2 separate regions of the Mus musculus genome follow, and region 2 is linked to region 1. A link is a contact called in ENCODE POLR2A ChIA-PET data. All regions are on one chromosome and are shown on one strand. Each heading gives the region's core, a stretch centred on a gene start or an enhancer-like site at or near the end of the contact. The rest is flanking DNA. Distances are from core to core; before and after follow the strand shown.

The links. ChIA-PET counts read pairs that join two places held with the same protein, here RNA polymerase II (POLR2A).
Region 2: POLR2A ChIA-PET joins it to region 1 with 111 read pairs in Patski. The contact joins the promoter of Mtmr11 here to the promoter of Vps45 in region 1. POLR2A ChIA-PET finds 5 or more read pairs at or near these places in 4 of 5 experiments (Patski and embryonic stem cell).

Annotation. Positions count from the first base shown.
Region 1 is chr3:96,056,893-96,060,372 of GRCm38, forward strand. It overlaps Vps45 (vacuolar protein sorting 45), which reads right to left and starts at 1,563. Exons shown (of 15, transcript NM_013841.3): 1 at 790-1,563; 2 at 88-222. The coding sequence starts at 882.
Region 2 is chr3:96,160,200-96,163,418 of GRCm38, forward strand. It overlaps Mtmr11 (myotubularin related protein 11), which reads left to right and starts at 1,771. Exons shown (of 17, transcript NM_181409.3): 1 at 1,771-2,059; 2 at 2,430-2,520; 3 at 2,893-3,014. The coding sequence starts at 1,994. Otud7b (OTU domain containing 7B) reads left to right here. Exons shown (of 12, transcript NM_001025614.1): 12 at 1-930.

The sequences.
Region 1 (3,480 bases), core at 313-2,812:
TAACACAAATTTATTTTGCCTTCTTAACGCTTTCGGATCAGTACTCTGCATTTGCCCACAGAGACGGCAGCTCAGTGTGTGTAGTACCTTTGTGGGTCGAAGGAAACAAATTGCTTTTAGGTGTTTCATGATCTCTCGATTTTGAGAATCAATTCGTTCGAAGAGGTATACTTCCTTCTGAAGAATCTCTGACTGTGTGTAGACCATACTCACTATACCAGTCTGTAAAGCAAAAGAACGAACTAAGATTATACTAGTCCGGACTAGTAAAAACATGCATCAATAGTTAAGCCTTTTGCCACTAATATTTGAGTAGGTAATTTAAATTCTAATATACAGAATAATATTTACCTAATATCCAAAACAGGCTGTAATGTGTTAGAATGAAAACCTACCACTCTCTCTGAACATGAACAACTCAGAAACTTCTAAAGAGGATCTTCACCATTCCTTTACAATTCCTTTTTTAAAGTTGTGGTCAACAAATAGCCTGTTATTTCAGCTGAACCCCAACAATTTACTTTTAAAAACAACGTTGAGTAAAGTCTTCCCTGTGTCGCCAGTAACAATTTCTTTGCAGACACTCTTTCAGGTGTAAGAAGTCTCTTGGCACCAGTTAGAGCTGGTTAGACTGCACACCCACTGGGAAAGCATTCTACAACTTTCCCAGTGCCAGACAGACTTGATCATCGTCATCAGTGAAATGCTAAGTTCTACAGCGGAACGGGGCCAGCAATTCTAAAGGAAGGGAGAGCTTCCTTTATAAATACTGAGCAAAAGCAAACTCACCGTTTCTTTATCCATGAGAAGTACCTTCATGCCCGGCCCGCTGTCCTCTATCATTTTGGAAATATACTGCTTCACAGCAAAGACCACATTCATGGTGGCGAATTGACAGGTGCCCCACAGCCCTTCCCACCCACTTTCCTGGCTGAATTAACCTCAGGCCTGTTGGGTCTCAGCTGCTTCCGGTCGCCAAAGCCTCGGCTTCCGGGAGTCCGGGTAGCTCCGATACTGGGAATTGTAGTTCCTCCGTGGAGTCCGGGACTCAGACTCAGCAGCTAAGCGACGGTGCCATTCCCGACGCTTCTCGGTAGGGAGTGGAAGGCAGCCTGTTTCCCCGAACCCGCGCTGTGCTGGCTTCTGGTCCTGAGTAGGGAAGCGCTTGGCGCACCGCGGGATACAGCTCTCTCGGACACTGTTTGCTGAGCATCTTTTCTGAAGCCCTCGCACGTCATCGTAGCACTGGGCAGGCTGGGGCAGCGGGGTCCCAGGTCTGTACTGCATAGCAAGTTCTCTGATAGCCCAGGCTAGGTTACAGAGGCAGCCCCGGTTTTCTAAAGTATCCAAACAAAGTAGCATCAAGAGACGGCATTTTGTATTTGGTAGGTCATAGAATGAGACTCAACTGGGTTTCCTAAAGAGAGAAGGGGAGCTGAAATTCATCACGTTTGTTGAATGAAGAAACAATGGGAACGCTATTTAGAGATGTTGTAGACCTTAGAGACCCCAGGAAGGCGCGGAGCTTCCACCCGCCCCCTACTCAGGACCGCTGGGACTGCGAGCTCGCGGCGCCCAAAGTACTGAATTTGGTTGGCTTTCAGGGACGCCGGGTTTCCAGGGCCCCTGCAATGGGCGGGGACAGTTAATTCATTGGGGCCGGAACAAAACCAACTTGAGAATTTAAAGGTAAACACATTTTTAATCTAAGAAGCAAGAACAATTAGCAATCAACTGGATCTTAAAGCTTCAGTTTCCAAAAAATTCAACAGATGACACACTATTATCACACTTCGGATCAAGGTGTTTTGTTCCTCACCTTCTTACAATAGAGAACTGTACAACCAGGAAGACAAATAACTGCAACAAATCATTGGCTATTAGTGCTTCAAATATTTACACCAAAATAATGACGTGTGTGAGATGTGAAACTGCAAAGGATCACCAGAGGTGAGAAGGAGATTTTAAGAGAGGGAGACCCGGATAGACATAGTATTGGAATACAAGGGAATGAATACAAGGAGCACAAAACAGACAGACTATTTAGTAGAGGAAGGGGACCAGGGAGCTTTAGGAACCGCGGGGTTAGGGGTAGAGGGGCTGGAGGCAGGAAAAAAAGGAAACACATTAGAATGAGATATTATTGTCATGTGTATAAATGCCATTATGAGACTCATTGAGAATGCTAATTTAAAAAATTAATTTAAAATCAACACAGCACCACTAAATACTAGTTTTTTCAACATACTGTAAGAAATATGCGGTTAAATAGAATAGAAGAACTTAATCGGGTTATGCAAATTATGCGAAGTTTCCAAATCCCTTGAGGAAGACTAGAAGTCACTTGAAATACAGGTATTTGTCACTTCTAAAATTGTGAAAATGTGTTCTTTTCAGTTTTCCAGTCAATAAATAAACCAGTAAATAAAACTTCCCATTGGGCACAGTACAGGTTTTGAGACTTTCTTTCTTCTTCCTTTTTGTTTGAATAAGGCTTTGCAATGTAACACGGGCTGACTTTGAACGCGTGACCCCTCAGTGTCTGCAGTGCTGGAGTTACTGGTGTGCATATGTTTTGACAGAAGCCTTAAAGCTTTATATTAAACGAGTCAGTGGGATATTAACTACACACAAATGAGATCTAATGTTATATACAATCCTGTTTTATCAGCAAAAAAGTTCATATATTATAGAAAACTGACTCATCAAAGAAAATAAAATTTACCCACAAATCTAGCAAGTTACTGGTATCTGAAAAATCACCATCACCCATGTTGCTTGGATTCTATTTCCTTACCTGGACTGTAATATAGTATGTCATATTTTTTCAACTTTCTGTATCTTAAAAAGAACAAGCCAGCAGTGGTGTCACACACCTTTAATCCCAGCACTCAGGAGGCAGAGACAGGCAGATCTCTGAGTTTGAGGCCAGCGGGGTCTACAGAGTGAGTTCCAGGACAGCAAGGGCTCTGTTACAGAGAGAAACCCTGTCTCAAAAAATAAAACAAACTGAACAAGAGACGAGGAGTAGAACAATGATTGTCCTTGAAATGGTGCCTTGTCAGATTACAATTGTAAGAAATGAGTGGAGAGAGTCCTTTTAGTTATTTGTATTCAGACAGATATGACTTTTTGAAAAAGAAAATACCTACTTTGACAAGCTTAAAATGTCTGACAATACCAAGTGTTGGAGACAGTGTGAGACAAGAATTCACAGGTTACCAACGCAAGAATCAAAGAGCCTTTTTTTTTAATAGAAATGTGGAATTATCTTTAAAAGCTAGTGAAACATAAAACCCTTATGCTTGTGGGTTCAAATTTCCTGCCCCTTGGTATTCTTGTACAGTAGAGCATCATTCCCACACTTTTAACCCAGAAGTGGCCATGCAGGGCCACTGGGCCCCCATTGCCTCTGAGCTGCTTCAGTTGTCAGCTTTCCCAGTGTCCCCTGTGTGTGGCCATGAGAGAAATTTCATGCTC
Region 2 (3,219 bases), core at 521-3,020, 100 kb after region 1:
TCGTGTCTGAATATCTTGTGGATACCCAGTCACAAGTTATTGTGTATTGCCTCCTGTGCTTAAGCTGTTTAACAAAATACTATCATGCTTCCATGTACAATTCCTGTGCCCTCTCCTTCCCTTGGCTGTGTGAGTTGGGGGTAGAGGAAGTGATAGAAGCTGTCTAAGCAGTGGGGTGGGAAGGACCTTGGCCTCTTTCTGTGTTTATAACTGGATCTGTGATTCATCCTGTGAGTCACTCAGCTCCACCTTCCTCCTCCAGCTACCCCTCCCAGCAGCCCTTGCTCCTGGCACAAACCTATAACCAGAGCGAGGGTCTGAAAATGGAAAAATCTGACACAGCTCCTTGCCTCTCTATCCCCTTTCCATCCAGTGGACATCTATCTGCATTTGTGCTGCAGGTGGTGAGAGTCTTCCTGTTAACCTAATCCTCAACTGCAGCCCCTTTGTGCTTCTGGTTAGGCGATGATCACATCACTTCTCTCCGTCCTGACCATTCCCTCTATATTCTGCTGTTCCCATACCTCAAGATATTAAAGAACAGAATGAGGCTTTCGGAGGAAAGTGGTGGGGAGAAGAAAAGTAGGTCATGGGATTTTGGCACACCTGTTCCTAAGCTGTTCCTTACTACATACTTTATTCCAGAAGCATTGAGGTGTGTGGTGGGGTGGTGGTGACCAGCAGTCTTTAGGACTTCTACAATCAGGCGTCTAGACCAGCTTGCTAGCAAGTACATACCTGTTTGTTCCAGTCTCTGCTCATGCTAGTTCACTATTTCCACAGTTGCAGCCAACAAAGAGAACTTTGGAAGCTGAGGCTGGAAGGATGTGTGCTGTGGGGAAGGGAGTGTTGAATGTCACGGCCCCCACCTAAGGATTGCTGCCTCTGTACAGACTCAAAAACAATAAAACAGCAGCTCATTAACACCTATTTTGTATTTCATTTCCTGTCTTCTCCGTGTTGAAACATGCTGCCCTCAAGCTGCCCTCCTTAGCATCTCTGTTCAGTGCCCTACAGCCCCATCTTTGCTTTTTAAATTCAGCAGGGAAGGAGGGGGAAATGTGATCCTGGAGCTGAAAAGAGTTTTCCAGTCCTTAGCTTTCAAAGTCCAGAACATGAATCATTCATTAGGAGATCTGGTGACTGGGTTGGAGGGGCGGAGTCATGTACCTGGGGCTGGGCTTTCCATAGGAATAGGTGGCTGCGGGAGTGGGGAGGTGCGCTCGCCGGGCGCAAAGGCTGGTTTAGATATACCACGATCTTTTTCTGGGTTTTCTAGCTCCCGCCCCACTGCCGAGATTTGCACACCAAAATACCTGTGCTGTGTCTGCATCCCAGACACACCAATTTCCGTCCACTCCATTCTGCCCCTGGGCCTGTCACGCTCTCCAGAAAAGGACACAAGGTTCAGTTCCCTTTATGTCCCCTTCTCAACCCGTTAGGTTGTCAGAGGAGGCTGAAAATGAACAAAATCACAAAACCCATGAATAAACGAAACCAAAATAACTGAGTTTCCTAGTGTTTCATCTCTCATTGAAAAAGTATAGAGAGCTAGCCCAAAATGTTTTCATTTAACTACTGCTCCCCTCGTCACACCCACTAATATTCACGAACAGAAAGAGACTAAAATGTGGATGTGGGTTAAGGGAATCTGGGTATCCCCAGTTCCCCCATTCCTCCCATCTTTCTTAAGCTCCTCCATTTCCTTTCTACTTTGAAAAAAAAAATTGCGTATTCTCCTTTAAGGGGCTGGGCATCTTGCCTGTTCTCTTAGAGTCACCGAAGTTTCCAAAGAGCCTCCCCTGTCTGGGCAGGACACACCTTTCAAATAAGACCCCTGGAACTGTGCTCCTGGTATCCGAAATGCCGCTACCGCTGCGTCCTCCCCAGCCTCTTTCTCCCCACCTCTAGGATTTAGCCTCTCCCCAAAAAGAGCCAGCATCTTTGAGGACTCCCACCCTTAGCTGCTCTACTCCCGGATGGAGCCAGGGAAATGTGGTGGGGGGGCCGGGGCCAGAGTTTCAACATTGCCCCCCAGAAGGAGGAGCCAGAGATGGGGGTAAGGAAAAGGAATGGGAGGGTAGCTAACAAGAGAGTGTGAATGGGATGCTGTGGAAATTAAAGGGGAAGGAAAGGATTCAGAGGAGGAGGGTGTATCTGTTTTATCAACTGTTATGGAGCTCGTCTGCCTTTTTCAGTCTCGAGTTGTCTCATTATCCATTAACCAGCCCCTCCTTGTCTTGTCTGCCAGCCGCAGTCAGTGATCTCAATTTCCCTGAGAGGAGAGGAGAGCAGAGCAGAGAAGGGGGGGGGGGGGGGGGGGAAGAACCCGAACAAATGAACTCAATGCGGGTCTCCAAAGGCAGCTACTGGAGAAATCCCAGATTCTGAGTTTAGGGGGTCCCAGATTAACTCTCTCCCCTGCTCAGCTCTCTGGACCGAAGTCTAACCCAGGGAACAGGATGCCGGAGCCCAGCAGTCATCAGCTTGGCAGCTGCCTGGCCTCTGGTTGTCTCCCAGGTAATAAAATGACCTCTCTAGATTCCTTTAAAAGTCTTCCTACCCCATCCTTTTTTGTTTTCACCAAAGATACTCCCTATTCCTTTCCTCGAAGTGTTTCTGAGACTCATTCTCCTGCCTCCTTCCTCAGAGCTTGTGGAAGGCCTGGACATTGTTCATTCTGCTTTCTCACCCCGGCTACCACTTTTCTTATTAACTATCCAAAGACCAGTGAGTGTATATGTGCCACGTTCTATGCAGGGTTTTAGAAGTTAAAAAAAAAAGTCTATTCTTTTCCTTCAATTTTACATCTAAGGATAGACGAGTAGCCACATAGAAGTGTGGGGCAGCATTGGGGATAGTTAGACCTTTGCTTCTCTTTCTCCCTTTTAGGGGAGCATATCCTAGCATGGGCACCAGGACGAAGGAAAGGGCCAGGACTAGACCTGCCTGGAACTCTGATCTGCACTAACTTTAGGGTAACCTTCCAGCCTTGTGGATGGCAGCGAAAGCAGGTGAGGTGATTAGTGTAATAGAAAAGCTTGGTGCGGTGTCCCAGCAGTTGGGGGGTGGGGCGTTGAGATGGAAGACCATGAGAGTTCCAGGCTAACCTAGGCTACATAGCAATGCTCTGTTTTTCTTGTGAATGTATCAGTAAATGGTAGAATTATTTCTATGGAAGCTGCCTTCTACGGGGGAGGGGCGGAGGCAGCAAGGCAA